2 separate regions of the Mus musculus genome follow, and region 1 is linked to region 2. Evidence: chromatin loops called from intact Hi-C (ENCODE). Cell type or tissue: left cerebral cortex. All regions are shown on one strand. Links, peaks and the distances in the headings refer to the core of each region. The heading gives the core; the rest is flanking DNA.

Region 1 (15,508 bases), core at 4,598-12,597, 68 kb before region 2:
AGTCTTCCTCAAGGCTCAGAGTTATGTGTGCCCAGCCTGTGTCCTGTGCTTCATCAAGCTGACCCCAGGCCAACCTCTCTTGTCTGGTAGCATCCAACAAACAGAAGCTAATATGGAAACGGGCAGTGTTAACCAGCCAGAAAGACCTGGATATGCCTCCTGAGAGGCTAAATGCTGGCCAGGGCCTCTGATGAGGGTTCCAGACACCAGCCACAGGTGCATGCATGAGACCAGTATTAATAAATCACAAGGTCTCCGGGGACCGATATCTCAGGGTGGATCTGCACCCCCATCCATGCGTGCTCCCCACAGGCGACCTGGAGCACATCCTCACTGACTTGACATCAGTCAGTCTCAGACAAACAAACATAAGGGGATCCAGCCACCCAAACTGGAGAGACGTTGCATCGTTGCATCGGCGGCAGCTGTTAGGAAAATGGGACAATACGATACTGTCAGAGAAGCAGCTGTCTTTCTCGTCCCCACCCACCTCAAGCAGGTGCTTGCATGTTCTTTCTGCTCTGCAGAAGCTCCAGCTGGCTCCTGTCACAACTATAGGGGACAACGTGACTACAAAGCTCACTCTGGGACCTGGAAGGCATCTTCTGCACTCTACTGGTCAGCTTATAACTTCTCATTCTTATAGGGGCAATGGGGCCCACATTTGCCCTCCGGACAGAGAATAGTCACCGGATCATTGGTGGGCGGGCACAGCTGCAAAGAAGTGCCTGCAGGTTAAGTGGGAGGTGCCCATGGGGACCCAGCACCACCTGCTGCAAGGCCACATGAGGAAACACCTATAAAATAACATTCAGTATACTCTCAGCTTCTGTAGGAATCAAAAGATCTGCAGACACAGGAGGAAGAGTGCTGAGCAGCAGGCTAGCCCCAAAGCATGGCACAGATGACAGATGCTCGTCAGACAGAAGAGCCATCTTCCAGTGGAGAAGTCCAGGGATTTGACCTGATGGGGCACATGGGTGCCCAGTACCCACTGTGGAAGTTCCCCGCTGTGGTGGCTAGCTGAAGCTGGAGGCAAGGAAACCAAACCCAGGGTTTCTACAAAGCTCCTGGCTTCCGGCCTTCACAGGTATCTGTGTTACCAGACCTAAAACAAAAGCTAAACAGACCATTGAGATGGCACAACTGGCTGCTCTCATCACTTGTCACCGACCTTGGATTTTAACAGAATATATAAAAAAGCATTTCTGGGAGGAAGTAGACTGTTTCCATAGTGTATCTTTAGATTTAGAGACAATTATTCCTGCCATAATCGTAACAATATTAATATCACGTTGCCACAGGGTCTCGGTTTTACAACAACACAGCTTTATTCTCAGTGGGCTCATAGCTAAGAACTGGAGGAAAACTTCCCACAATTGTGTAACCAGTTATTAAATGGGCTCAGCAAGCAGTGTGTGCATGTATGTGCAGGCAGGTGAGTTGTCATGTGTGTGTCACATTCCTGCATGTGCCTTTGTGCGTGTGTATTTAGGTACATCTGTGAACATATGAGTATGCATGAGTGGGGGTGTGCATCCAGACACATGCCTGTGTATGCAAGTGTACCCATATATGAGTGTATGTAGGTCTGTGCACGTGTGTTAAGTGTCCATGAACCCATGTGTGTGCATGTACACCTTTGCATTTGCCTGTATGAGTTCTTGTGCACATGTATGTTTTCACATCTCTGCATGCATGTGTCTTTAAGTATATGTGTATGTGTGCCTCTTAGTGTATATGCATGCAGTACATGTCTATCACCTGTATATGTGTACAGACATCTGTCTATATGGGTATGCTTCTGTGTATGCATGTACATAACTGTATGCGTACATGTATCTGTGAGCAAGTTTGTGTATATGTACATTTCTGTGTGGGAAAGTGTACAAGTATGGCTGTGTGTTTCCCTGTGCACATATCTCAGTGCACATGAGTGTATGCCCAAACATATGGACACATGGGAAAAGTGTCACGGCAAGAACACATGGTATTCCCTTTACTACCAAATTTTCAAAAAGCTCGAAATATTTCAAAATAAAAAGTTGGAGCCGGGCGTGGTGGCACACACCTTTAATCCCAGCACTCAGGAGGCAGAGGCAGGCAGATTTCTGAGTTCGAGGCCAGCCTGGTCTACAGAGTGAGTTCCAGGACAGCCAGGACTACACAGAGAAACCTTGTCTCGAAAAAACAAAAGCAAAAACAAAAACAAACAAACAAACAAGTTGGAGGAAAAGGTGCTGAATGGGTAAGAAGTCTGCCTTACCTTGTAGCCTCGTGTTCCTGACCACTGCCTGTCACTCCTGGTCTCTGTGAGCAGATGCGGTCCTCTGCCATGTCCCTCCCTGCTTACTGTCTGTCTTGCTTTAAAGCAATGGAGCCTCCAGACCATGACTGGACCCTCTCAAACTCTCAGCCAAAACAAACCTTTCTCCTAAATTGCTTTGGTATTTGTCATAAGAAAAGCTACGGACCAGCTCCAGTGGAAAGGGCGTGGGCAGTGGGAGGCACACAAAAGAACTCTCCCCTAATACTAAGACTGATAAACATCACTAAGAAACAAATCTGAGTAAGGCCGGAGAGCTGATGGTTGGCTGGAGGGCAGCTGTTTAAATAGACAGCCTTCAGGTTGTGCCCCCTTTCCTCTGGAACATTCTATACAGACCACCCCTACCCAGTTGGGACGTCACTGTCGGACGAGCTCAGACTCCAGAGCCACCCTGGCCTCTCGGGAGGTGAAGCGGGAGGATTTCACAGGAGCGGTGAGCTCTGGGTGATGTGCCAGCTTCCCACACAGACTCACAGCTGCTCATCTGACCAGCCTGGGGCACACACATTGACTAGCCTGGGGCACACATATCTCCACGTGAAGCTCGGCTGCCTACAAGGAGTATGGGGTGCCAGGCGGCTCCTCCCCATCCATGACATCTCTACCCTTCTGGTCAGCCTGGAGACAACTCAGTAAGAGAGGTAACCACACGACCTTCTCTCTCTTAGTGGTCTAACCACTGCCCAACTTCTGGGGTTCACTTACTGACCTCCCTCTCTGGCCTGCACTTTGGCACAGTGCCCCGGGGGAAATCCATAGTACACCCTGCCCACCCCTCAGACACCTCTGCCTGGAAGTCCTCCAGTGCTGCCTCCCACTCTACCTCCACGACTCTCCTGACCTCTGGTGGCCACTTGATCTTGCAGCCCCAGTGCCTGGAGCAGAACAGGAGTCAATGGGCAATGTTTTGTGCAGCCAATGTGATGGCTGGCTGGGTGACCTGCAAACCCAGGTCCCTCAGACACAAGCTTTGTGCTGTTCTGCACAGACTACATCGGTCCCAAGGCATAAAGAGTTCTACCTCTGGGCAGAACTTTAGGTTCCATTTTCTTGGGGCCGAGGAGGTAGTTCAATTAGAAAACTATTTGCTATGCGTGTGCAGGTGAGTTCAATTCCCTCTGAACCCACATAAAAAGACGGGGCATGGCAGTGCATGGGACATGACAGCATCACCTGCGACCTTAGTACTAGGGAAGTGGAAGCAGGAAGGTCCCTGGGACTTGTTGCCTGGTCAGCTACCTGGATCAGAGCCTCAGGTTCAGCAAGAGACCTTGTCTCAAAGAATAAGGAATGAAGAAGACGCTGACATTGAGAGCTCTCTATTTATCTCTCTCTCTCTCTCTCTCTCTCTCTCTCTCACACACACACACACACACACACGCACACACACACACACACACACAGTCAACTTAGTTAAGTGAAACATGCCAAGGCATAGATTTAGTTTGGACATGTACATTCTATAATGATATCCTCAAATGTTAACACACCCTTGGGACACACAAACAGAAACACACAGTATGGTGGAGAGGAGGGATGTTGACAGAGCTCTTAGAAGTGTTTCCTTGGGTGTTTTTTTTTTTTTTTAATCTCTGGGAGAATGGCTACTCAAAATTTTGGGCCAGCTACTTGTCAGCGAGGAAGTTCGGGGTCAGCTTTGGAGCTGACCATCTTTGCTCAATGGTGGAGGCAGGAACCTGCAGCATTAGCATGCTTGTTCCGAGATGAACACACACTTTTCTCCTGATGGAGGCACTGGAATTTTAGGGAGACTGGATCTCTTGTTAGTCCAGTTTCTTATTTTCCTAGTTCCAAGCAAAGCTGAAGGCATCCAAAAGGAAAAAGACCACCGCAAAGCAGGGAACGCCAACTCACGAGGCTGCACAGATGGTGGCTAAGAATAGCAGCCATCCCCAAGGCTTACATAAGTGCGGCTCGGCAGGAACCCTGGCAGCAGGAGGCAGAAGCCCCTTGGCCTCCTTGCTTCGGTGGCCCCCTGAGAGGGGCTATGTGGAGAGCCTCCTGTGGACCTGGCTGGCTGAAGCAGTTGTTTCCCTCCGACTACCTGGACTTGTGGAGGCCCAGGTCTGGGTGCCGTGCCCACAGCAGGCTGCCTCTGGACACACTCTAAAGTCAGGATCCTGGAGAGAACACACTGGTCTGCCTCCACAGCTATGTGTGGGTAGGACCCGAGTGGCCTTCCCATCTCCAGGCCTCAGGCAGACCCCACTGTGCTCATACTGTGCTTCCCATGCCACGTGACCCTCAGAGGCTCAGGACAGTTGAGCCTCTTGAGTGGAGTCTTATTTCTTAGTGTGCCATCCTTCCCTGGGGCTCAGTTGGTGAGGCTGAGACTGTTTCCCTCAGTGCAAGAATAACCAAGACTGTACACCTCTTTCTGGAGACACACTCAGCCCTCACTTCTTCCTGCCTGCCCCTCGCCCTCTGTGCTGTACTCTCTCATACACACACATGCAGCCCTTCCAGAGAGCCTTGTCAGGAGTTCAATTACACAGAAAGGTTGTCCTAGGACAGCAACAAACTGCCTTGTGGATCCTGTCCCCATTCTGGGGGTGTCAGCAGCTTCCTGTGTACTGCTGTGACCCCGAGGGACCCTGTGCTAATGCTCTCCCTGCACTGCACACCCAGCCTGGCTGCACACTCTTAGATCACTTTTTTTTTTCTTCATTTTCCTACCTGCTGGATTTGTGTTAAGACCATTGGACATTTCTGGAGATCAAAGCAAATTCATGACAATTTTGCTGGAATAAATGGTAGCTTCTGCTACTCCCTAGCTCTGGCTAATGCTAACAGTCACAGGAAAAACACCTCCTGTTTTATACTGTAAGAATCAATGCAAGCTAAGCATGGTAGTGTGCACCTACAACTCCAGCGTTTGGGAGGCTGGGCCAGGAGGGTTAGAGAGCCTTGACCAGGCTCAACTATAGAGTGAGACTCCAACTCAAGAAGCAGGCAACAATAACAGAGAAACAGAAGACAGTATAAAAATAAAAGTCAAATTCTTTCCTTACAGCCACTGTGTTCACAAAGCACAGTTTTAAAGATGAGCCAACTTGCTTCAGAAACCCTTTCAGAAACCTTGTTCTAATAAGTTCATCTACATTCACAGTTGACAAGAGGGGCCCAGCATGTACCGGGGTATGCGAGGCACCAAAGCCTCCTGTTGGGCAGGACCACAGGACTGCTTCAGTCTTAAAGCAGAATTTCTGTTTCCTGGGAAAATACTTTGTATTTGGAAACACATCTTCTAACCTGGGAGTGACTTACTGGATAATACAGATGGCTCAGGAGGTGAAGGGTCCTAGGACCCACGTGTTAGAAGGGAGAAAGCGGACTTGCTCCAGTTGTCCGCTGACCTCTGCACACCACATGGGCTCCCCTAATAATAAATAAGTGTGTAATTTTCAAAGTACACATGCAGGCTGCATGCACACACACACACATGCGCATTCGCACTGCCACTCCAGACGCAAGACCAGGTGAGCACACGTGATACGTGTGCGAAGAAATCCTGTTCATGCTGGCCCGATGGGGTTGCACTCTGTGAAGACAGAGGCTAAGCAGGAGCTGTGGAGAAGGAGCCTCAGCTCTGAAGAGGTGGGAGCAGAAGTGAGTGAAGGAGCAGAAGCTGCCCCGATGGCTGCTGGGTAGTCACAGTGGAGACACAGGTCTGTCCACAGTTGATGGGACATCGGAAGCACCTTCCAGACACCGGGGCCAGGACAGTTACTGTGTAATGGTGCTGTGTCTTACTATTTCACATCAATGATGACAGGAAGGCTACTTGAGGGTGGAGGCAGAGGATGGGAGCTTGCTCACGTCTAGGCTCTCCTGCAGAACTCACGAGGTAGTTACAGGATGATGCTCTATGAGAGACAGGTTTGCGCCCAGACTGCAGGCTGTGAAAATCACAGTAGCCAAGAGCCTTTCATTTTCCTTAAAGAGGAATGGGTTTCTTATAGCACCTAACCCTTGGCACAGCAGCCCGGTCGGTGGTGGTGGTGGTGGGTGACGACCCAAGGTCAACTGTGAATGCCTGACTCAGAGCAGGGTCAGAGAACATAACACCATGGGATCAGTTGCCCAGAGACTTCGGGAGCAGCTAAACAATCCTAGCCCTGAGCCATGGTGCTTGTTAGTGAACCACCAAACTTTTGGGTCCTTCATGAAGCTGTGGATGATAGGTGGGGACAGCAAGTGTGGGTGGACTCGTTTTGGAAGACTCGGCCCACATCGTGTCTGTTTGTGGGCGGAACGGCTGCGGAAACAGGATTTCTGCTGTCTCAGTCTTAACTATTCTGAAATAGCAACTGCAAGCTGAAGCCGCCAGCAAGTCCCGCAACTTCACGGCTGAAGGTCCCTAGAACTGAGGGGACTCTGTGTGCTACGAGGGGCGGGCTGGGTAGCAAGGACCAACACATCTCAGGACTAACGTTAAACAGCCCTACATGGAAAGGAGAGAGCTGTTTAGGAACAATGACTGGATTCAGTGTCCAACTTCTAGCCTGAAGTCCAACGTGCTCAGAACCTTCTCTGCTCACAACTTCCAAGCTGTTACTGAGAGGATCACAACAGACCCCCCGAGTGTGACCACCACGGGAGAAAACATGCCCACAATTCAGGAGCCCCCCGTGGGCCTGGCATGGCTCAGCCTACCCCTGACTAGGTCCCCTGACTGTCACCTCAATCCCCCACCTTCCACACAAACTAGACAGAAAAGCAGGGAGCTGCCACCCTCCAGGCGTGTGTGGAGCCCGAGAGGTACTTACGGCTATCCGCAGGACGGATGCCTTCACAGAGGTCCATTTGTCCTGCCTTCGGTCTATGACCAAGATGAATCCAATGCCAGCATCTTGCAAACTGAAACAAGGAGAAACACTAGGAGTCAGCATGTGCTGGCAGCAGACCTGGCTTCCATGGACACTGGTGACCCCACTGTCCCATGCCATCTCCACACCACGTGCCACAGTGCATGCCCGAGAGAGGTCTCAGCAGCACCAGGCTTCCGAAGGCCCGAGAGGCCCCACCCTGTAATTCCCAGGACTTTCTTCTAGATAAAGGAGAACGGATACTTTCAGTATGTTGTTTGTTTCTCGGCATCGATTCACAGATCAACAGAAGCCCCTCCTCCTGGGGCAGACTGACATCCTACTGCGCTGCACGGACAGCTGACCAGACCATCAAAGCGAGCTTCAGGACCCCCACGTCATGTCAGTCCTAGCATCTGAGGTCCCGCGTTCATCCACATTAAAAAATGGCTCCTGATGACATCACAATTTCGGGTGAAAATCTCCAAGGCTTGTGAAGGCTCCCTGGTGTCTGTGGGGTGTGAGGCAGGAGCGCTCGCCCTCTGCAGCAGCAACATCTGTGATAAAGGCAGGGCAGCATCGTGTAGTTGGTAGCATGCCCTCAGTCTCTCGGCTCAGCCTGGTGGCAGAAGCCTGAGTCACAGGGTGGAAGTGGGAGGTGTGCTTCTGTTGGGTAATTTCACATCCAAGCCAATTGTGCAATGCCAGCAGCCTCTGCTGCCAGCCAATCCTCAGTAGAGGAACGAGACAGGCTGGAGGCACCCACTCTGAATGCCTGGTTTCTGAATCCATGAACGATTCTCAGCAAGCCATTTCTGTACTTAAGTGAAAGTCAGGATGCTACAGTGCACTATAAATTATGCAGTCGGCAAAGCTGCACGCTGCACCTCCACTAACAGACCGACCATTCTGAGTCCTGGGAAGATCTGCGACAGTGGTACCCAAAGCTCACACCAGTGTGCTGCGGGTTGTCCAATACACAGGGGCATGAAGAGCTCCCTCCACGTGTTCATTACATGCAGAACACCCCTGGGGACATGTTCACGTGCGCGTTTTCTCACACAGCCTTCCCCTGCTGATAGCTCAGCAGAACTGCAGACTCGCTCACCTACCCAGCTGGCTCCCCTGGGCTAGTGTCTGAAGAAGTAGAAACAGAATAGATCCCAGTCCTGATCTGTCCTGGACAATCCGAGCACCTTACACCCTGAGGTAGTATGGGGGTTGAGCCCCTTCTGAGTGGCCCCACATGGGGCTTCACTGAATTTGCCGTGGTGCTTAATGGTTGGTAGGTGACTCCAACTATCCTGGCCTGGGCTATACCATGTGGTTCACAGCAAAGCCCCAAACCAGAGAGGGATGAAGCAGCACTGTCCTGGCCACATGGCCCCTGACATTCCTCAGAGATGGACCACCAACCACCCCTCTAGATGACAGGCTATTTCCTCATGATGCATGAGATTTATGTACGGAAGCCATAAGACCATGGGACAGCTGTGCTAACTGGAACCCACCTACTGCCTCCCTCCTGGCCTTCAGGGGAATGTACCAGGTCTGCCTCTGTAGCTCTGAGTTAGTCATCCAAGCCTAACCCTTCCTAGAGTGACGAAGAAAAGAGGACTCAGAGTGCTGGGTTGTCCCCATACACAAGCCTCAGCCCCAACAGTCAAGCTGCATGCTGTCTAAGGAACACCCACAAAGGGCCAACATACATGGCTTCCTAATAGCAGCTTCCACCAAGGGGAGTGCATGAGGGAAGACGCTGCTCTTCTGTGACCACCTCTGGTTCTTTTTCTGCAAACATGGAAATAACAGCATCTGCCTGCTGGGGCTGCCGTGAGCTATGTGCAAATCCAGTAAAACCAGAGATCAATGGCTGGTGTGGTCATTTCACAGAGCAGCACCACCTGACTCAGTTTCCCCCTTTTTCCTGGAGCAATTTCTATTATGGAGGAATCACAGCCTCTTTCCCCAACCGTGGAATCTCTTCATGAGGGAGCTAGAGAGACAGCTGGTAGGTAAACTTGCTTGCCATGCGGTATGAAGGCCTGCGCTTGGATTGTCAGCACGCACATGAGGAAAGAGCTGGCACAGCCATCAGTGCACACTTGTAAGCTTAGAACTGGGAAGACTGAGGTGAGGGATCCCGAGGGCTCACTGGTCAGCCAGCTGGGCAAATCAGGGAGTTCCAGACTTGGGGAGAGACCCTGACACAAAAAGTAAAGTGGAGTGTGACCAGGGAGGACGCGGGATCTTATCCTCTGACCTCCACATACACATACATGAGATGTGCATACACCCGTAAAGAGATCCCTTTACCATTCCACAACAGCCCTAGTCTGGAGGCCCTAGCAAGTTCCTGGAGCCAGAGTATTCTCTTCAGGTGAACACGTTTCCACAATGTCGACCAGGGTCCTTGGGTCCACCCACCCCAGGCTAATTCAGAAGCCTGAGAGCCTACATCCAGCTTACCATTTCCTGTGTGCATCTGTGCAAATTCCAAGAAAGTGCAGACACTTGTGGATGGCCACACACAGGGACCACATATTCTTCACCACTCCACCCATAAAGTTATGTCGTCCCACACCCAGTGCCATGGTGTGGCCTTCACTCACTCATACTAAATGTCCATTCGAGTGAAAAAATATTATGACACATGAAATACTGTCTTACTGTTTCTATTGCTGTGATGAAACACTATGACCAAAAGCAACTTGGGGAGTAACAGGGTTTATTTTGGCTTACACTTCTTATTGTTCATCAGTGAAGGAAGTCAGATAGGAACCCAAACAGGGCAGGAATCTGGAAGCAGGAGCTGATGCAGAGGCCATGGACGAGTGCTGCTTATTAGTTTGCTCCTTTTCATTATAGATCTGCATAAGAGTGGCCACTAATAACCACATAACACAAGCAATACTAGATTGTCTTGAAATCTCCTCTGCCAACACCAGTAATTAAAAAACTCTTCAACTTAGCCTCAGGGAGATTTTTTTGGACAAGGATAGAAAGCAGCCACATTCTTTGCCAAAATATCATATGAAATGGTTTATTAATATTCTCCTCTGAAACCTCTTGCACTGAGCCATCATAATCTACATTGCTCGCAGAACCACTGTCTCCCATGCTCCTACCAGTATGGCCCATTACTCTCTTCTCAAAGCATTCAACTGCGATCCTAATCCAAAGTCCACATTCTGCCAATGAGCAGCATGGTCAGGCCTGTCACCGTGATACCCGACTCTGGGTACCAACTTCTCTCTTAGTGTTTTATTGGTGTGAAGAGACACCATGACCACAGCAACTCTTATAAAGGAAAACTCTTATAATTGGGGCTGGCTTACAGTTTCAGAGGTTTAGTCTATTGTCAGCATCACAGGTACCAGTCCCTAAATATTATCCTTGTGTTATTGTGCTATTCAAATGCTGATTTCTCTGCCCTCTATCTTGTTTCAATCTGGACACAGCATTGTAACGCTTAAGTCAAGAATCTCCTGTTTCAAGTTTATGTAAACAATGCTCACCATTTATTATCTGCCTTGTCAACAAATCTGATTAGCCAATGCCTGGGCTAGAAGAGAGACTAGGGTGGGACATGTGCCAGCCAGGGGAAGGAGAGAGAAAGAAGAGTAACAGATTGAGTCACAAGGAGGGAAGAGAGCAGACATCATGAGAGTTCAGTTAGAGCATGGAAAGCTCTAAATGCAAGTATTATGGGGTTTTAACTGGGAGGTAGCCAGATTAGCTAAGAGGGTTAAAATATATCATTTGACTGCCTAGGTATTGCAGTAAAGCCTTAAGCTAGTCTTGATCTCTCTGTATCACTATTGGGGAATTCGCTAGGATAAAGAAAAGCAGCTACCATATTAATTTATAGCATACATATGCATTAAAATCAACATTTAGAGGTATATTTATGGATGGTCTACCCACTGTAGCTAGTTGATGGCTTGGCAGTTGAGCCTGGCCAGGCACCTGTATCCTCATTCCCTCTGCCCAGCAGCTCACAGTTGGGTACAGAGAACTCCTGGGGCAAGAGGTTCCATCACGATTCCAGCCAGCTGGGACCAGGCCCCACTTTCTGGGTGAGGACCTTTTGACTTTCTGTGTGGCTATGGGCCAGGTGTGGGACTAACAATGCCACAGTCCTTGGCCAAGGCTTCATGGTGACTCTGTGAAGGTGGGGCTCTATCTTGTTAAGCACCGAAAAGTTTTTTTTTTTTCCCCCATTGTCACAGAGCCCAGATGGTTGGACCTACCACACTTGGTCACTAGGACACAATGGCTGCCTCCTAGGGTCACACTCACTGAGGAAATCTTGGAATGAAGCAGCCTCACTTTCCTTACCATCACTGGCACCCTCCAGCCTCAGAAAGCCACAGCCCTATCCTGTGTCCTTCGACATGGGCTCAGGCAGTCCCTCCTCCTGTTGCCAACATTTCCCTCCTTCCCTCACATGCCAGGGAGCAGGAGCACTAATGTATAGGATGAGAAGGCTCAGCTGAAGGTGGACCCATCCTCACAGTGTCTCTTGCAAGCCAGGCACTGGATATGGCCTCAGGAGGATGGCGGTGGTCTCCTCGGGCTCCTGAAGGGAGTTGCCCTGGGCCTTGAAAGACAGCTATGGCTGTCTAAAGGTGAAGAACTGGAGGAGGCAGCATATGGGGGCCTCAGATAGAGACCTGCCCCCCACTGTGGTCCTCAGCCCTAAAACATGCAAGGTAGGCTTCCGAGGTGGGCATGCTAGCTAAATTTGAGGGTTACTTTATCAAAAAAAGGCCCAGAAGTCTCACAAAAGCTGTTTCAGGAGTGTGGAATTTGCTGAAACCTTCTTTGAGGCCATTGTTTTGAAGGCCCGAGGTCTGTCAACACCACAGAAAGAGCAGTCATAGAGTGACAGGCACAGAGCCAGGGTCTGTCCTGCAACAGACATAAATGCCCAGCTGGGTCATAATTCCGCAAAGACCTAGCTCAGCAGGATCTTCTCATTGGACCCAGTAGGGGCATCAGGAGGCCCTACTCCATCTCACATTGGTTTGGGGCAGCAGAGGTCAAATACCCCAAGCCCTGTGACATCAGTGAGAAAGGCCCTACAAGAACTCATGCTATGTCCTCTGGGCATGGCGTGGTTGCTTCCCTCTTTAAATCAGAACACCTGTGAGTACTCACAAGCTCAGACCTACTATCCCCTCATAGAAGGAGTGGGTGGGGGGAGTCACTGGACTCCACCTGAGATTCTAGGCACCCCGCTCCTACCCGCCTCCCTGCACATAATCCTGTCTGGCTCTACATGGTTTGGGGTTGCCTTTACTGTGGTGCAGCTGTTCGGGGGTAACCCATGAACATGTAAGAAACCCAGACAATGCATGACTTTGAAAAGACGGACTTGGATGGACCTTTCTTGGCTTGTCATCGACATCATCTGCCCAGGAGAAGTTAGCCCTTATAGTTCTCATCAGTAGGTGCATCATGGGTAACAGTAAACACTCAAGGGCCAGCAGCAAGAGTGAGCGGGTGTTGGGGCTGGGGTACAGCAACCAGCACTAAGAACCCACGACCTGAATCCATGAACACTGGCATCCCAGTGGTTGGTAGAGGGCTGGTCAAGGCGACATGTTCCCCTGTGGTGCCTGGATGAAGGGAACAGGCATGTGAGATCAGCAGAGGGGGTGGGGGCCTGGAGAGAGGCAGCTGGAGTGAGCTGACCAGAGGCCCAGGGGTCTCAGGATAGGTTCACCACAGATGGAACCTCTCTTGCCAGTGGGACATGTCCCCTTGATTGTGTAATGTCTCGTCCTACCCAAGTGTCACTGTCTTAGTGACACTGGTATTTAAAAGCAGGTGTTGGAATACAGTGTACAAGATTTACAAAGGAGTTATAAGGATGGAAGGGGTGGGGGAGGGGGAGTAAGTGAAACCAGGCCAGACAGAGGAGCCATGGGGCTCACAGTAAACCTGACTTGACAATGGTTTGACTAATGGCGCCCTCGTGTGGTCAGTATGAAGCTGCACATTCAGGAGGGCACTGGAGGTGGGTCATTAACTACCCTCTGGGCTCCTCCTACCAGGTGCCCAGGCCTCACAGCTGACTGCCCAGAGAGCATAAAGGGACAGTTTGTGAGGGCCCAGTAAGTGCACAAGGGCAGCGCCAGGACAATAAGGCCATATTCCCGAGGTTACCCATCTTCCCTAGGCTGCCTGGTTGGCTCCTGTGGGTTCAGATTTTGTTTGTTTGTTTGTTTGTTTGTTTGTTTTAGCATTGGCTGAGGATGCCTGGAGTCAGCCAGCAGACTCACAGTTTTATTAGACTTTCCTGAAACACATGGGACCTGGTCCTTCTGGGCAGGAACAGGGATGGGGTCACAGAACAGGGTGGGCTCCTCCCACCTGTGCATAGTATTACTTATGCCTGGCTCTGGGCCGGTGTCCCCAGCCCCAAGGCTCCCTGGGGCACAGGTGCATGCTATGCGCTGGTGGAGGGCAGAGGGACTCAAACACTCAATGATCAAAGTACTCCTGGCTCTGGAGGACAGGGAGACTGATGGAACCCACAGGTCAGCAGCAGCCACTGGGCACAACCAGCCCCTCTCTGAACATTGGAGAAGAATCAGAGCCTCTGATGTCAAAAATGGTGTGAATATACCCAACTCACAGCCATCTTGGCTCAGGAGCCTCTGCCCTCACTTTCCCTGGTCTCTCTGTCAAAAGCTCCTGTGAGCTCTGTCAAATCAATCTGTGCTCAGAAAGAACTCATCACACCTCACAAAGAAATTGTTGCATGTGCACATGCGTGTGTGTGTGTGTGTGTGTGTGTGTGTGTGTAGTGGGGGAGTTGCCACTCACTGTCTCCATTGTGGCTTCAGGGCACTTGTTAGTGTCCTCCCTGAGGGCTGCCCAAGGCTGCCAAGATCTTTCTCCTCAGGCACCCCTTCTACTTTGGATTAACAAGTAGTATTCTGACACACTGGCTCCCTCTCAGCCACTGTCAACTCCCTGAATAGCAGCTAATGGCACTGTGTGACAGGGTGGAGGAAGGGCCTGGGGAAGGCCACCAAGAGCCACTATTTGTGCCTCCCCGAGTTACCGCATGGTACAATGGCACAGACTCTAGCAGGGTGATGGCAGCTCTTCTTCCTCTTGAACAAAAGACCAGGACAGTCACTGCCCTTGCCTCTGAACGCCAGGCATGTGCTGGTTACATGACACGTGTCACAGACTGCAGCTGCCCAGTGTGGCAGCCCCTAGCCATGTGTGAGCAGAAACAACTACTTTGTTTTCTTCCATTTTAACTTTAAGCGGCCACACGTGGTCAGTGACTATCACACTGGATGGCAGTTACAGAGGAAGATAACTAATGAGTGATGGAGAGGAAGTGGCCTCTGGTGGGGTTAGGAGAATGCGACTCAGAAGAACAGGGCGGGACCGCATGTGAAGGTCCCTGCAGAGAGTCTTCAAGAGCAGAAGTCGCAGGGACTCCTGGGAGCTTCAGAGGCTTTCAGCGCTCAAAGCACTGGACTTCACAAATGAAACGCTGCTGTGGGAAGCCGAGGTCTCGAGCAGTCTGTGAGAGCCAGGGACGAGATGGCAGGCTTGTCCACGTGAGTGTCCTCTGCAGTCCTCTTGTCCTGATCCAAAGCTGGCCGTGGGGGCTGAGCTCCCCTTGGAAGCCACACACGGTGACCATCCAGGTAAGCATTGTCACAGACAACAGCAGGGACAGCAGGAGGATGTCCTGGATCATTTTTTATCAACTTGACACGCGCTAGACTCCTCTGGGATCAGGAACTCTCAGTTGAGAAAATGCCTCACTGAGACAGGATCAGGCTGCAGGCAAGCCGATGAGGTACTTTCTTAATTAGTGATTGATGAAGGAGGGTCCAGCCCTCCTTGTGGGTGGTCCCATCCCCAGGGCTGATGGTCCTGGGTCCGATAAGAAAGCAGGCTGAGGAAGCCGCAGGAACAAGCCTGTAAGCAGCACCCCTTCACGGCCTCAGCATCAGCTCCCGCCTCTGGGTTCCTGTTCTGGTTTCCTTCAATGACTGCACAGTGCTGTGAAAGGGTGAGCCAAAGCCCTTTCCTCCCCAAGTTGCTTTTGGTCATGTTCTTTCATGATAGATAGCAAAAGTCACCCCAAGTCAGACAGAGGAGCAGACTCTGGGTACATGAGACTCAAGGAGACTGTCACCAACAGGGACGAAACATGAAGGCATTGATTACTATTAATCAAGTAACTGCCCTTCATGGCAGCAGGGCCCCAACCAAGAAAGCATGGGCCCCCAAGTCCGCCTGCTGACAGGCAGGTACACTTGGCCCATCTACACTGCGGAGAAAGCAGTAAACAAGGCCAATGTGAAGG
Region 2 (15,508 bases), core at 3,767-11,766:
CTCAAGTTGAGAAATTGGATTTTATGCTTTGGGGACTGGCTTTGTTTCTTTAACAGCATTACAGGGGGAGTAGAGGAAAACCCAGGGCGTTTGTGTAAAGCCAGTTTAGATCCACCAGAGCCACCGAATCTCCGTGACTTTCAGAAAACAATTGGCGGGTCTGTGTGTCCCAACTGACTGCTTCAAACTTTCTTGCATGACTCCTCCCAGATATCTGATTTCCTTCTAGCATTTGGGAATCTCCCGGGGTTTGGGTTTGGGACAGAGGATCCTTTGAGGCAAACAGAAGCCCTTACTTTATGGTCTCTCTAGAGAGCTGTGTGCTGAACTCCAGCCCTCTGTGCCACGGCCTCTTTTACCAGAGGGTGGCTCTGGCGTTATCAGCCAGAAGACCATCATCCACAGTGGGCCATGGCAGTCTAGATGGTCAGCAGCCACAGGGTGCAGTAGGGCCTGAGTGGGCAGGATTAAACCTCCTCTCTGCAATGCCCAGAGCGTCTTTTAGCCTCCCCTTCAAAGTGTCTGTGACATACATACAGAACCCCAAAGACGTCAAAGCGCATGGTGCTACATCCATGCAGTGATGTCATGTTTCCACAGAACGGCCTCCCATGGAGCTGGGCTCATCTCTAGGTTACAAATGATGCCTAATGTTTCCCTCAGTCAATATCTGCTCCTCAGGTCCCACCGACTGCTCCTCTGCGTGCCACTTAGATCCCTGGGGACAGGCTGATGCTCTCCAAAGTGCAATGTGCACAGCCCTACCTCAGGTAGGTATTCCTTTGACAACAACAGAGAACACTGACATTCCATTTCTTAACAAGAAGGAAGGCTTCCTATATAGATGCCCAGTTGTTCAGTTGACCATTGAGGCTCAGCACTGCCTCAGTCACCAACAGCACAAATGACCTACCTAGTAAATAGCCCCAGCAAAACACAGAGCCGTGTGACCTCGTGCTCCCGGCTCTGCGAGGCTAAGAGGTCTGCTCTATGTTTCCTTCTGAACCAGGTTATAGGTTGGAAAAACAGTACAAGCAAGTCTTGGTAGGAGCCATGGTCACAGCCAGACACTGGGGTCTTCACTCACATCCTTATGTTTTGTGAATAAGAGTCAGCTTAAGTATTTTATCAATTAGCTTTCATATTTACTTTCACAGTCTCCATTACAAGATATTACCTGTAAGATACCTCAACCGAGGGCTGCAGAGATGGCTCTGTGTTTAAGAGCACTTGTTGCTCTTACAGCAGGCCTGGGTTCGATTCCCAGCACACACAGGACAGCTCACAACTGTGATTCCAATCTGTGATTCCAGTGCCAGGAGGCGCGCGCACGCACACACACACACACACACAAGCACAGACAAGAAACACTCATTGTAAAATAAATTCATAAAAACGATCTTAAAAGATGCTTCAGTCTCTGTTCTCTGCCCTAAAATGTTGCTATCCACATCCTCGCACTTTGAACCTGTTTCCTTAGACACAATAGCAGCAGCATTTAGTGTAAGTTTTCTCTCTTTTCTATTCCATTTAATGTATCTTCTTTTGTGAGTGTACATGGGTGCATGCTTGAGTGTGTGCATGCGTGCAGGTGTGGGTGTGAGTTTGTGTGTGTGCACATGTGTGTGTGAGTTTGTGTATGTGTGCATGTGTGTGTGTGCATGTGTGCGTGTGTGTGCGTGTGTGTACTTGCCCATGTGCACACACACTGAGGCCAGAGGAGGGATGTCTTACTCTATCATTCTGTACTGTGATGCTTTTCACCAGGGTCTCTCCCTGAGCCTGAAGCTCATCATCTCTGCCAGGCTGATGACCAGGGAGCTCCTGGGATCTTCGGACTCTCCAGCCTGCAGTACTGTAGTTACAGGCATGCATCACACATATGGCTTTTATGTAGGTGCTGAGGATTCGAACTCAGGCCTCCATGTTCACACAGCAAGTGCTCTTACTCACTGAGGCATCTCCCCAGACCCACATATTATGTATTTTGTATCTGACCTGCAGGCACTGTGGCCTGATTTACAGCCAGGTAATGCATCGATGCATTGCAAGCAGATGCTTACCATGGGTGGATGGACAGACAAATGGATAGATGCCATAGGAAATATTTCATGAGGGAGGAACAAATACCAACTTACTACCTGGCCAACCAGAACACCTCTCCCTTATCCTTCCGCCGTTCATGTCTATTCTGCAAAGTAACTCAGGAAAACCACAAGCTTCCCAAGAAGAGAACCAGGCAAGGAATCCTTTTACAGTTGCTGGGCCTGTGACTGTCAGAGTCACCACAAACTGTGCTGGGTGGCTCTTCTGCATCCTTAGAGTAAGGATCCAGACAGCTGGAAAGACTCATCCTACTTCAGCCTGCCCTGCATCCCACAGACAAACAGCTGGAGATGCTCAGCAAGCTTGTGTTGTGAGCATGAGGGCCCAAGTTTGATCCCCCAACCCCGCATGACAAAGCTGGGTGCAGTGGGGCAAACTAGAAGTCCCAGTGCTGGGTGGTGGAGGAGGGTGGATCCTTGGGGCTCACTGACCAGCCAGTCTAGTGAAACCCTCCAGCTCCTAGACAGTGACAGATCCTGTCCCCCCAAACCAAGGTGAATGGAAGGTGCAGGAAGAACAGCACCTAAAGCAATCCTCTAGACTCCACACATGTACCTGCACACAGGAGCAGGCATACGGGGGGGGGGGGGCAGAGCTGCCCAGGCTCTCCACTCTCAGGAGCAATGCTGGGCAATGGTAGAAACAGCCCCGTGTTGCAGAGCCCTATCCTCCAAGCAAAACAACCTTCTCCATCCACAGCTGTGGCTGCCCACAAGAACCACTCAGACTCTGGCCCGTAAGTGAGGGTTGCAGGCCCTTGTCTGAGAGCGCAGCTCCCTCCCACACCTCTCCCCTGCAATCTGCCCTTACTGAATGTCACCTGTGGTTAGAAGGTGGGAGGTTGACAGAAGGCTGTACTCCATCTGTGCAACCATGAGGGAAGCCAGCCATTCTGGAATGACACTTTCCAATAAGATGGCTGCTTTGGGGGTCACACACACTCTATTTATAACCCGGCATGCTTTTAAATATGTGTGATAAACCCATTGGGTCTTCTGGCTGGATGTTGTTGGTGTTCTATATGGAGGTAGTGTGTATTTACTTGTATCTCCCAAGATAAGTTCACATAGCAGTTTCCTGGTATCGCAGCTGAGTGCGTGCTCACTATGGCACATCTAAGCCTCTGAAGTATTAGGGATCTGAATCCAGGCCTGGATTATAGTTTCAGCTTTCTAATTCATAGATTTGGGAAGACATCTCTTAGGAATATAGTGCTCACTCTTGGGCTCTAAGACAACCACACAGATATTTTGCTTCTCTGCGTGTTTTATATGCAACCCCCTACACAGCAGCTCCCAGAAGAGCCGAGTGTGTAACTCATGCACCACGCATGTGCAGTGCGGCGGATGCTGCTCATCCCTTTCCTGGGCCACAGACATCTTGGATCCCTTGGGAGCAGCATGGAGCTCCTCGGAAGTTTGTCACACTGCTCCAACATGTCAGCTACTGTAGCTGTCTTGGGGACTGCAGAGGTGGTATGTCACCAGCAGAGCTAGGTCTCTCTGTACTACAGTCCTGTGACATTGCCCTTTAAGTAAGCGAGATGGCAGCATGTTGGTATGAATGTGATGGTGTGAGAGTCTTCTTCTAGGCATCTCGCACGAAGTATAGCTATAATGGATGCAGGCCTGTATGAGGTATAGACACAGAGCAACAGGCATCGCAGCTCACTGAGAACAAAGAGCCACTTCCAGAAGGTTGGCCAAGCCTCCTCTGAGGACTGTGGGACTCAGGCAATGGCCAGCCATGTTGCCTTCAGCTCTGACAGTGCCAAGTGAAACATGCAGGCATTGGTCACATGGCTTGGGAAAGTTGTAAGTGACACCACACGGCTACACCCAAGACTTGCCACTGGGAATGAGAGGGATCAGCCCTGGACTGTCAGCATGAGAAAAAGAGTTCTTAAAAAGGAAGAGGATGAATCTCAATGGGGAAAAGATACACTGAGCAGGGGGCATCAGTAGAGACCAGAAAGAGGCAACGTGACACGGGCAGACCAAGACCACGACACTGCTGGCTTGGTGTGGACCTGGGACATGGAGGCACAAGCCGGCTAAGGGGCTCCATCAAGACAACCACAATCGACAGCCATATAACTGAAAGGTTTCCCAGTGAAAACCACAGGGAGGTAAATACCCCTTCCAGGGACTCACAGAAGCAGGAACCTCATATTGCAGATGAGCTTGTGCCTTACCATTTTTGTCATGGGCCACTCTGCATGTATCTGAGCTCACTCTGTATATACCTGGGCGTTCAGCCTGGTCCTTCACCTAATCTCACTTCCATCCAATATCTGCCAAAATACTTAGAATCATGTCAGCCACACAAAGCACTCACTTCCCACTGCAGCCTTCTCCAAAGAGGAGAGATAGAAATAGCTATTACATCTCACCTCCCCAGCATCTCCTCAGAAAACACTGTCATGGATGTAGATTTCTCCAGAAAAGCCAGCCAGCCAGCCAGCCACACACACACACACACACACACACACACACACTCAGATGGCACCAGGTCAAACACTTCCAAATGGTTGAATTAGTAGTTAAAAGTTGAAGTTTAGTCCCTAGATCATGGTGAGCTTTGTGGAGGTGACAGAAAAGGTAGGAGGAAAATCAGACGTTTTCATCACAGGGGACGGAGCCAGACAGAGTCACCAATATCCCCTCATCATCCATGTTCTGAGGCAAGTCAATGGCTGGGTGGTCGAATATAGATAATTATGATAGCTAAAAATTCTTAGTTTCAGAATTGACACGGATCATATTAAAACATGACATAATTTACATTGTATTGTTTTACACGTAATCTAATATCCATCTAGCTTGATACCATCCATCCATTTATCCGTCTGTCCATCCATCCACTTACCTGTCTATCTATCCACTCATATAGCAATCTATTTTATTATCCACCACATGTCTGTTTATCACCCATCCATCTACCCACCCACCCATCCATCCATCCACATATCCACCCATCCATCATCCATCAATCCATCACTCACACATCTGTCTACATTTTATCCATCCATCCATCCATCCATCCATCCACCCCTTAGTCATCTACCTATGAAAGCACCTCCACTCCCTATTGATGAAGAAGGTGGGGCTGGATTTAAAGACTCATCCTCTACATCAGTTTTCCAAGTTTGATCCTGGGCCAGCACCATCTTTACCACCTGGGAATTTTAAAGAGAAAAATTCTAAGATGTCGCTGCACTGCCTTCCTGAGTCAGGAGCTCCAAGGTGGTTTGCATTTGTCTTTTAACCAGCCTTTCCACTGACTTGCTCGAACATCAAGGAACATTCAACTCAGTCCACACCATTTCTCCCCTAAATGTTCCTTGTTTTTCACCAAATCCTGCAAATCTAAAGAGAAAACCAAAACAGAGGAAAATGCTGGAAAGGAGCCAAGTACCTGGAAGGGTTCTGCTGATGGAAAGTGTCCAGCATCGGGACAAAGGTCAGGTCCAGAAGTAAACATGAAAGCAAAATGGCCAAGGTCAAACAGTATAGCTCCTGGATGGTAGACATCATGCCCTGCCAAGCAGCCCGGGTAAGAAAGTTCTGGGTCACGATATGCAAATATGAAGAGAGAACACAGCAGCATGGCCTGAACTGCACAGGCTTCCTACTTGGCTGTGAGCACCAGGAGAGCCACAAAAGGTCAGATCTGCAGCTCTAAGGAAAGTCAAAGCCCTCAGCTGCAACACCATGCCCTTCGTTCTAAACAGCTTCACCAGTCTCTAGCTCAAGCTGCCAGAACTCTCTACCCATTTCTGGCCATGACCTTAACATGCCCCTGGACCATGAACAATCCTATGACCTTGAGCTGCATTCTGCTAGAAGGGACTCTTGAGGATATGCTCAGAATGTAAACCCTGAGTGATAATTACATAGACCTATATCACTCCACTACAGGGGTGGAAGCAAGAAACTTCATTGTGCATGCACAACTCCTGTCCCCATTGCATGACATATAGCTGCTAACCATTAGAGCCCACCTCCCCAGTGCCACAGCAGATTGAGTTATACTGAGAACAGGAGAGCCAGGGAGGGTGCAGGTGTGGTGACATCTCCCTCCCCACCACTGAACAATGGGATGCTCATATCAGAGGGTCCTGCCAACCACATCTTTGGGTCTTAGTGGAATCTACAACTCTAGTACTGCAGAAACCTCAGAGGGCACAGGCTGGAGCTGCTGCTTCTGGCGAGACAATAGTAGCCACCGGGGCCCAATCCAAGGATGCTTGGACAAACATTCAATGAGTATCTGGTCCAGGTTCTGCTCCTCTGGGAGCCTTTTTACAACTTAAGACACACATGTTGTGTCCTTCAGAGCCCAGGAGGAAACCTCAGGATCTGAAACTCAGGATGATGTCACTGCTGGAGCAATTCCCACTCTTGTGATCCCCCACGCCAGCCAAGCACAGGTGGGAAGGGCAGCAAGTCCCACTTCTTCCTCAGGGCCCCCCTGGGCAGGCAAACAGCTCCCTGGAGCTCCACACTCATTCAGATCTTGTCCAAGCAACACCCAGAAAATTGGGCCACATCTCTAAGAGGAAGGGGACAGAAGGCATAAACGTCTGTCTTCTCTTTTCACCCATTTATAATAAGCAGCCATTTCACTTGCAAAGCCAGCGTTATAAACTGACCGTCTGTCTACACAAGTGCAGGGAGACCACCGCACTTGATGCTTATGCTGATTTAGTTATTTAATACAGGGAGGGTGCCACACCCAGCCCAGACAACGAATGAAATTTTAATCCCCCAGGAAAGTATTACTTAGAAAACTAGATAACGCCACGTATCACATAACACACGACAAAAACCAACCTACTTTTAATAGCACACCACTATTTCCTCCCCATGCCAGACACAACTAGTCAGTGGTACCTGCTTCTTCTGCAGCGTGCCAGGAACCCTCGGCACAACGGATGGAGGCCGACGGCAAGATGCATCCTGCCAGCTCCGAGGGGCTGAAATCTACAGGAGGCTGTAGCTTGTCCCTCACGGCTTATTTTAAGTAATCAGACAATTAATCCTGAAAATGAATGTCTAATTGCACTGCTCGCCCTCTTCTTAACCTATATTATTTTCAAATATTGGCTTTACGGCTTTAAGTGCATAGTGAGGATTTTACCTCCCATCCCATCCCAGTGTCTGCAGGGCCTGGGCTTGGACCCTGGACCATTCTGGGCTCATAATTCCATGGCCACTGCAGCAAATGAGGTGATGCTCCCAAGCAGACTTGCAGACTCCCCCCACGGGCAAATGGCTCCACTTACAAACCCTCATCTCCTAGAAAGCCAGCGCTGCTGATCTGTAATTCTCAAACTGTGTCAAGCAGAATAAAATCACACTGTCAATCCACAAAGCCTAGAAGATGATACCAAAAAAAAAATGCCCATCACGCCTGCCTTTGCTGTTATCAGTGCTAGGGAATAGTGAATGAAGGTGGTTATACAGCCATTAGATGCAATTCTCTACAATTCAACAAATGATGTCAAGCTTAAGAATATATAATCAAGGCCAGCGGCTCCTCCTACCAGTGTTCTTGGAAACCGCGTTTAATCTCTGCACCATTTCTTCTAGGGCCATCTCTTCATTTCTCAGCCAAAACCTCATCCTCCGATTCAACAAAACCGATCCCCAGAAGATCGTCCTCCGCTGCACCAGAGGTGCTGTCGGGTGGGGCTAAGCCGTGGGGAGGGGGCGCGGCTGGAGCGGGGAGGGGGTTGTGGCGCTTTCCTTGGCTTCCCAGGATTGGTCTCCGCGCCACAGGGAGGGGGGCGCGCTTTGCGTTGATGGGGGGCGGGGGGCGCTAGGCGGAAGCGGAAGCACTGAGCCTGCCGGGCGTGTCACCACCGCACCTGGAGTCATGCGTGTGCACCACCTGAGCACCTGGGAGGCTAGTTTGCATCAAGGGGGCATCAGAAAGCCCACTACGCAGGCGCACAGGTCTGCCCTTGCCCTTCCCCCTCTTCCTAGGGTTTCTGTCCTCCGGGATTGGAAGTAGCTGCTGCAGGGACGCGATCCCAAACCACCCAAAGAACATCCAGCCTGAGCCCAATGCTCCCTTTACTTCCTGCCCCAGGCCCCCTTTACCTCCCGCCGCTGCAGGGCAGGTGCAGAGTCCACAGCAGCCTAGAGCGCGCTCTCCACGAGGTCTCATGCCCAGGTAAGAGGGAGACGGTGGGTAGCTGGGTCAAGACTTGACTCTCCCAGCAAGGGCGGTGCCAGACCTAAGACACAGGTCTACGAGAAGGAAGCTCAGCTGTAGGCCCAGGGCTCCCTAACCTCGCCATGTTTGGCAGAGGGCCACGCTCTGCATCTGACACCACCGGCTTCACACAGATTCCGGGTCGCTGGTGCACAGAGTACTACTGCAATGCACAGGGTGGCGAACACCAGCCTCTCCAGCTGCTGGCCATCTTTTTATTGTTTGGTCAGACGGGTCGCATCCTGCCAACAGGATAAATGCCCTGGCACTGTGGTTTTCAGTAACACGTGGGAAACCCAGGACCACAGACTCCAATAACGAGAGTCTATCAAACCCCAGGACCACAGACTCCAGTAACATGAATTGTATCAGCACCATGGTGTGCAACAACGCAATGTGCACCAACATGTATATATCTCAGCACTATGGTGACCAGAAACATGTGTGTACCAACATGGTGTACATGCAGTAACATACATGTGCACCAAGACCAGTATCCAAGAATACATGCATTGGCACCACAATGGCCAACATATGTGCTCCAACGCCATGATTCCCTAAACTGCACCATCACCACAGGGCCCAACATGTATGCGTCGGTAGCTGCACAGACACACCTGTATGTACCGTAAGACCACAGCTTCCAACAACATCCACCCGCACTGAACAATCCAACTACAGACATGTGTGTACCAGGATGCCGTTGCAACAGTGTCTATGTTGGGTTCAGCACTGAACTAAAGGTCAAGACACAAAATGTCAGATGTCCCAGGATTTGTCCTCAGAACTCCTGGCCTGGAAGGTAAAGATCTATAAGATAATTGCCGTGCTAAAGTCCCCAAATCAATGTGTAATAACCACATATAGATATAATGATAAGATAGTAGAAATTGGCCGGGCAGTGGTGACACATGCCTGTAAACCCAGCACTTGGGAGGCAGAGGCAGGCGGATTTCTGAGTTCGAGGCCAGCCTGGTCTACAGAGTGAGTTCCAGGACAGCCAGGGCTACACAGAGAAACCCTGTCTCGGGGAAAAAAAAGATAGTAGAAATTACTGCTTTTCTGAAAGCTCAGCCCCTCAAGCAGCAGCAGTGGCTTTGCAGCAAGTCTCCACATGGACAAGTGAACCCTAGGCAGGCGATGCACTGTGCCTGTGGTCCTAAGAGTCCGGTCAGTTGACACTTGGAGCTGTGTGACATCTGAAGACTGAGACTGGGGGAGTCACACTCGTGCCCCCCAGCTCCAGAACCTTCGCTGCTCACCCCTCGCCCATGCCAAGCTGCTGCCTCCAGCCTCAGAGAAGGAAGGCTGTCATCAGGGCAAGTGCTGAGACGTAGGCCCTGCCTCTCCACAGGTTTCTTTCCTCACCTTCCATCTGCCGCACAGAGACAGGCCTATGTCTTTCTAGCAAGCCCTCGAGCAGCCTAGGCTTCCTTGGGGCAAACGCCTGAGGTGTCATGGCCCGTGAGTGGGTCTGGCTTGTTATGTGCACTCCCGTAGAGGTCCATCGGGTCCACGCTGTGACAAACACTGCTGATGTCATTCCATCTTCAAAGCCAGAACCAAGGGAAAAGGTGACAGTGTCTGCCTCCCTGTCCTTTCGACAGAGCATCCTGGAGCGCCTCAATGTTCTAAGCACCTTCTTGGAAGCACACATGGTAAGGGCAGACTCCATTCTCCTGGTGACTGAGATGCAGCACTGCCATCTCCTTGTCTCACACTAAGGAATCTGCACGTAGGGAACAGATGGGACAGGGATGTAGAAGACAAAGCAGCAGCTCCTTGCTTGGAGCCACAGGGTGCCAGAAGCACGGGGCCTGATGACACCACCTCACTCTGGCTGCAGGTGCAGACTTGAGCCGTCTTCCTCAGAGTCTTCAAGCTTTCTTTTGAGTCACCTTGGGTAATGGTCAACATGGATTATGAACTTGGCAGGGTCTAGAGTTATCTGGGTGACAGGCCTCTGGGCTTCTTTGAGGGAGTTTCTAGACTGGGCTAACTAAGGTAGGAAGACCCCCCCAACTGTGGGGAGCACTGTTCTATGAGCTGGGGTCCTGGACTGAGCTCAGCAGCTGTACCCACCGCTCCCTGCTTTCTGACAGAAGCAATTCGACCCTCCTGACACTGTGACTTCCCCATGTTGGAGGGATGGCACCCTCAGCTGTGAGACAAAGTAAACCCTTTTCTTCATTAAGTTGACTTTCCTCAGGTATTTTGTTACAGTTACCAAAAAAGGTAACTAATGTAACTGGAATTTCCGGAATAGCACCAGCTCACAGGACAGGCCCAGCACCCAGTGTCTCAAGCCATCACCTTGAGAGAACCACCCTGTCCCCTCAAAGGTGAAGAGTTCTGAAGACCACCTTGTGAACCCAAGCCCTCACTAGACCACAAGACCAGGGCTCCTTAGTTGTGCATACCTCGTGTCCCTATCCCACCCTTACTGTTTAAACCTAAACCTCATATCTGAATCCCCCAAACAGATGAAGGGTCACTAAATCTCATGTCAGTACACCAAGGACAGATAAAGGGTGGCTGGACCCCTTACATCCAAGGTGGCCATTATTATTCATCTCTTTAATGGGCATTTTTAGGTGGGTGGCTGAGACAAGCTTGTTGGGATGCAATAGCCTGGCTTTTTTTTTTAATGGTATTTATTTTATGTGTATGGGAGTTTGGTCTGCAAGTCTGTTCACCATGTGTGTGCCTGATGCCCACAGAGGCCAGAAGAGGGTGTTCATGCCCTAGGACTAGAATTAAAGAGCATTGTATTGCTGCCCTGCAGGTTCTGGGAATCAAACCCAGCTCGTCTGGAGAAGCAGCCAGTGCTTTTAACCCTGGAGCCATCTCTTCAGCCTCAAGCCCTGACTTTTGCTCTAAAACCTCCCTGAAAGGAGGAACAGTAGTGTCCCCCACTGGGGCAGGATTCTGACTCTGACCTAAAACCAAGAGCTTGTCTCTAGGACCTTGCCAAGGAATGTGGGTTAGAATGATCTCTGGCTGTTTCAGCAGTTGCCCAGGTCACAAGGTGAGCCCCACCCCCAGCAGCTCCAAGAGAATCAGTGACCCAGAGGCTGGCCTCTTTCCTTCTTTCTCACTGCCTAGCTTGTGGGACAAAGGGCCCCAAGGGAGCAGGCTCAACCCCAGGCCAGGCCTCAGGGGGCAGGCGGATGCTGTAAGGCTACACCTGGATACCAGCCGTTCCCTAGCAACTATTCTGGAAGAACAGCCACAGGAGAGACAGAGGAGGAGAAGGAAAGCAGATCCGGGGTGGGCCGGCCTGGAGGAGCCACGCCTTCTGAGGTGGAGCTGAGGAAGGGGCAGGGCCTGGGCACAGAGGCTCAAAAGTATTTCCCTTCATGCAAGCAGGTTGAGACCCCAAGTGGACCCTAGACCATCAGAGTCATTACCAGCTTAAGTGGAAACAGACGGACCCCTGGAGCTTGATGGCCAGCCTGACTGACACAGACCTCTGGCCTCTACATGTGAACACATAGTGCACGTGTATGCATGCCCAGTAGTTACAGACAAAGGTTGTGGCTGTTTTAAAGTTTCTGGAATAGGCACATACTTTCATGTGTGCAGTCGTGTTACCAAACACAAGGGTGACTGCCTGTGTCCCAACAAGGCAGGTTTGGCCACCCGCCCTCTGTAAGCCATTTAAAAATCAATCGTGAAAAGCAGGAGAAAGATTGATTCATGGTGGCTAGGCTGAGAAGAGGGGCAAAGAGATCCAGGGATGCAGCACTACCCAGGGATGCAGCACCTCCCCCACCCCCCAGGGATGCAGCACCACCCAGCGCATCTCTGGGATCCTGGAATGGGGGTAAGGGTTAAATGGAAAGCAACAGATATGCGTGATTAAGTTGGCTGGCTCAGGTGGGGCCTCCCACGCACCAATGACTCTTTGTTGCCTGGGCTTTAGGCTCATCTTGGAAAGGTGGTCCCACAAGCTGTGAGTCTCTTTGGGGACACAGTACCCCCCTGGCTGGCCATCTTCCTTCCCCTAGCATGAGACTCCTGTGGGAAGTCCCATTTTTTTGGTCCGTTGTTTCAATAGTCTAATAGATGGAGTGGCACATGTGTCTCTCTAGGACATCTGCAGGCCAGTTACAGTTCTTAAAATTTCAGTTTTAGAACCTCTGCCTTGAGGTGGAATTTGTAGATATCTAAAACACATAATACACAGAATGCAGGCAGGAACCCAGGTTAGAACACATTTAGTTCATGCCAGGTAGTCATGAAGAGCCACGTTTTCAAAGGAGATAAATCCAGTGTGGCCATGCTTGGGGGGTGGACTGGGTGGGGGGAGGGCAGTTGCTGAAACTCTTCCCAACATGGCCATATAGAATAATTTTTTCCCTGCCTTTTCAGTTAATTTGGTTCTTTTAATTAGTTTCTTGAGGATAGATGGCCACATCTGGTTTGTTGGGGTACAGGTAGTAGTGAGCTCCGTTGATGAGCAGACAGACATTGTAAGCTGCAGTATCCACGGCAGGTGTTGATATCAGACTGCCGTGCTCTGAGACATTCCATACCGAATGAAACAATGGCTTCAGGCTGTCCCTTGTCCCGAGTAACTCAGTTTGGCTTTATTCTGAGTATAAACACAGAGGCAGTGTGACCCTGCCCCTTACAGTACAAGTAGACACCAAACAAACAGCCCAATAGCAGCTATGAGACAAGCCGATGCATAGACAGCTTTCTCCTAAGAGTAAGGAGAAACTCACTGGAAACTCACTGTAAACCAAAGTAGACTAGCACCGTATGAACTCCCACTGAAATCACTGGAAAAACCAGGCTGGGAACTTACCGAACACAACAGACTGCAGAAGGGTACAACACTTTTACCTGGACCCCAGAAAGAGAGCAACATGTAACACTGTTATGGCAATGGCCCGGCAACTCTGTCATCTGCCATGGTGTTTGCATAAAAGGGCTACCAACAAACAGGCAGAGAACTTCTGTCCCCAGGGCTCCAGCTCAGCTGAGGGTCTGTCCTGAATTTTGTTGGACCCAACCCTGAACCACATCTCCACAACAACCTGAAAGAACCCTGCGAGCCCCCGCCAGCTCACCTGGGTCCTCAGTATCACACCTCACCACCTGCAGTAACTACACCTCCACCAGCCCTGCCACCACCTCCAGGAAAGCCTGTTTAACGTCTTTGAATGCTTCTGCAGCCTTTACGTTTTTCATCGCCATTCCATAACATCCACACTACTGTGTAATGGGGTGATGGGAGCACCAGTAGTTAAGAAAGGAATGAAAGAGCCTGCATTTGCCTTAGCCAGCTGTCAAGGGGAAGTGGGACTGGTTGGCAAGTTGCAGCCAGCCTGACAGACCTAGCTTGTGAGTTCGCTGTTATTGGATACATTCTGACATTGTAGGAAGACACATGTGTCTATAGCACACTCTCTGCATGGGGAGCATTGGTGGGCTTACATCCCAACCCCCCCCCATGGCCAGTCGCAGCACTGCTAAAAAAGACTCATGGGTGAGAAAGATGCAAGTGTGGTCCCGATAGAGACCATTTGCCTGGGTGAGGAAGGGAGATGCTCACACCAGCTGATGTGGCGGGAACCACTTCTTAGTCCCGTGACAGTGCAAGGCTGTGTGGCCACCTCAGCAGCATCCTGGCAGAGTGGCCATGGTCATGTGAGATGGGCAAGTGGAGGCCATGTGCTGTCCCTAGGGCCCATTGGAATATCCTGTAAGCCACCAGCCAAAGGTTTCAGCCCAGGTGACAGCCACAGTGGTCACTGTGCCACCCTGGGGAGAGTCACTGGAGGCTAAGGAAGAAGTGTACCATGCTCAGTCTGGAGCCCGCGGGGGTTGGGGGGCTCCTTTCTACCTCAGCTTCCCTGAGGGTGTGAGGTCTCATCCGGGTCACACTGCCATGTCCTCCTGTCCCTGGGACCATCAGTCACTGAGTCAGTTCCTCCCTGGGAGGACCGGATTTTACACCTATACCTTATTTCCACGTCAGGTGACACATGCATCTCTGAGGTGGGGCCCAGCACTGTTTCCAGGGCCGTGTTTCCACCCAAAGAGAACTCAGGGCAGCACATTAGCCCTGGGGTTCCCACAGGTGCTGGAAGACATTTTTCCTGGTGACAGAGGGTTTGCTGGCCACTTCATAGACTCTCCTGATGTTTCTCTGAGGGACTTTTCCTGGATTCGCCGAGTGAAGAAGGTTATTTTTGTCACATTGGAGGGAACACTGCAGGTCTGGATGACCTCAGCCTATACTCAGGTCAGTGTTAGGCTAACCAAGAGATCAAGTTCTCCCAGAACCACTCAGTCCCTCGGTCCCCACATTCTGTTCCCATCCTCATGTACTTTGGAACTTCATCACCAAATATCTCTCAAGCACTCCTGGGAATCTTAGCAAGAAGAATGAGCTTGGCCTATGCTCCATGCTGGTCTCATCCAGGGGTGAGGGGCACAGCTGGATCTTTCCTACCCTCTAGGATCTCATTTCAAAGCCAAGGTGAAGACAAAGGTCTAAATTCTGAGTTCACGAATGGCTGTGTTGAGGGTGGCAAGCAGTGTGGGGACTCAGTCCTGTGCAGTACCATGGCAAAGGCTTCCCTCACCCACTTTGGAAAACTTATGAGTGGGATTAGAGTACAAGCTTCCAGTGAGGAAGTCTGGTCTCTGCCCAGGTGGAGGTGCCCTAGCCCACAATCCCAGCAGGATGGAGTGGCTAGCTTTGAGCAGGGTATCTGCCCATTGTCAGGCCTAAGTGCTGGGCTGGATGGATGCCAGGTTTGGGAACTATAATGAAGTCACCCATTCAAGCTCCTCACAGAGAGTGACCCAGATTTAGGGACCCTACAGATGCCTACCCAGAGTAGAATATGCAGACGTCCAGGGGACAACATCACTTTATTAGAGAAGAAGTCATATCCTTGTATTTGCCCGCTTGTGTACCTGTGAATGCATAGAGGGTGAATGTGTGTATCTGTGCATTCCTATGAGTACACGCATGTGTGCAGATGTTGCACCAGGGAGGAGCTGGGGGGGGGACAGCAGGGATCTGGTATCACCGTGCTCCCCTGGCTTCTGAGCCTGGGCTGGGGCGAGTTTTGAGGCTGGGGTCTGAAGCTTTTAAATGAATAAGGCTTGAGCTTCATGGACTAATTTGAAGGCATTTCAGTGACCTGAAATTGCAGGC

The links. Hi-C counts contacts between places; a loop is a spot of excess contacts. Peaks named below come from ENCODE experiments on the same cell type or tissue, not always from the same donor. Only the 100,000 strongest peaks of a DNase experiment are listed, where the experiment ranks them.
Region 1: a loop joins it to region 2, with 8 times the contacts of the local background. A loop is called at or near these places in 4 of 42 quality-filtered maps.

Annotation. Positions count from the first base shown.
Region 1 is chr8:12,976,562-12,992,069 of GRCm38, reverse strand. It overlaps Mcf2l (mcf.2 transforming sequence-like), which reads right to left. Exons shown (of 31, transcript NM_178076.4): 4 at 7,120-7,210. Among named protein-coding and RNA genes, the nearest start is that of Gm38671, 36 kb to the right of the region's middle. In left cerebral cortex, for the core only: CTCF peaks have their summits at 7,790, 8,055 and 8,268; DNase peaks (open chromatin) are centred at 6,079, 6,598, 7,231, 7,842 and 1 more place; H3K4me3 peaks cover 3,732 bases; H3K27ac peaks cover 4,842 bases.
Region 2 is chr8:12,908,201-12,923,708 of GRCm38, reverse strand. It overlaps Mcf2l (mcf.2 transforming sequence-like), which reads right to left and starts at 7,798. Exons shown (of 31, transcript NM_178076.4): 1 at 7,655-7,798. The coding sequence starts at 7,733. Gm15351 (a long non-coding RNA gene) reads left to right here and starts at 8,485. Exons shown (of 2, transcript XR_870153.3): 1 at 8,485-9,130; 2 at 9,683-10,996. In left cerebral cortex, for the core only: no CTCF peak of the experiment used is centred there; DNase peaks (open chromatin) are centred at 6,997, 7,381, 7,892, 8,328 and 4 more places; H3K4me3 peaks cover 3,224 bases; H3K27ac peaks cover 4,017 bases.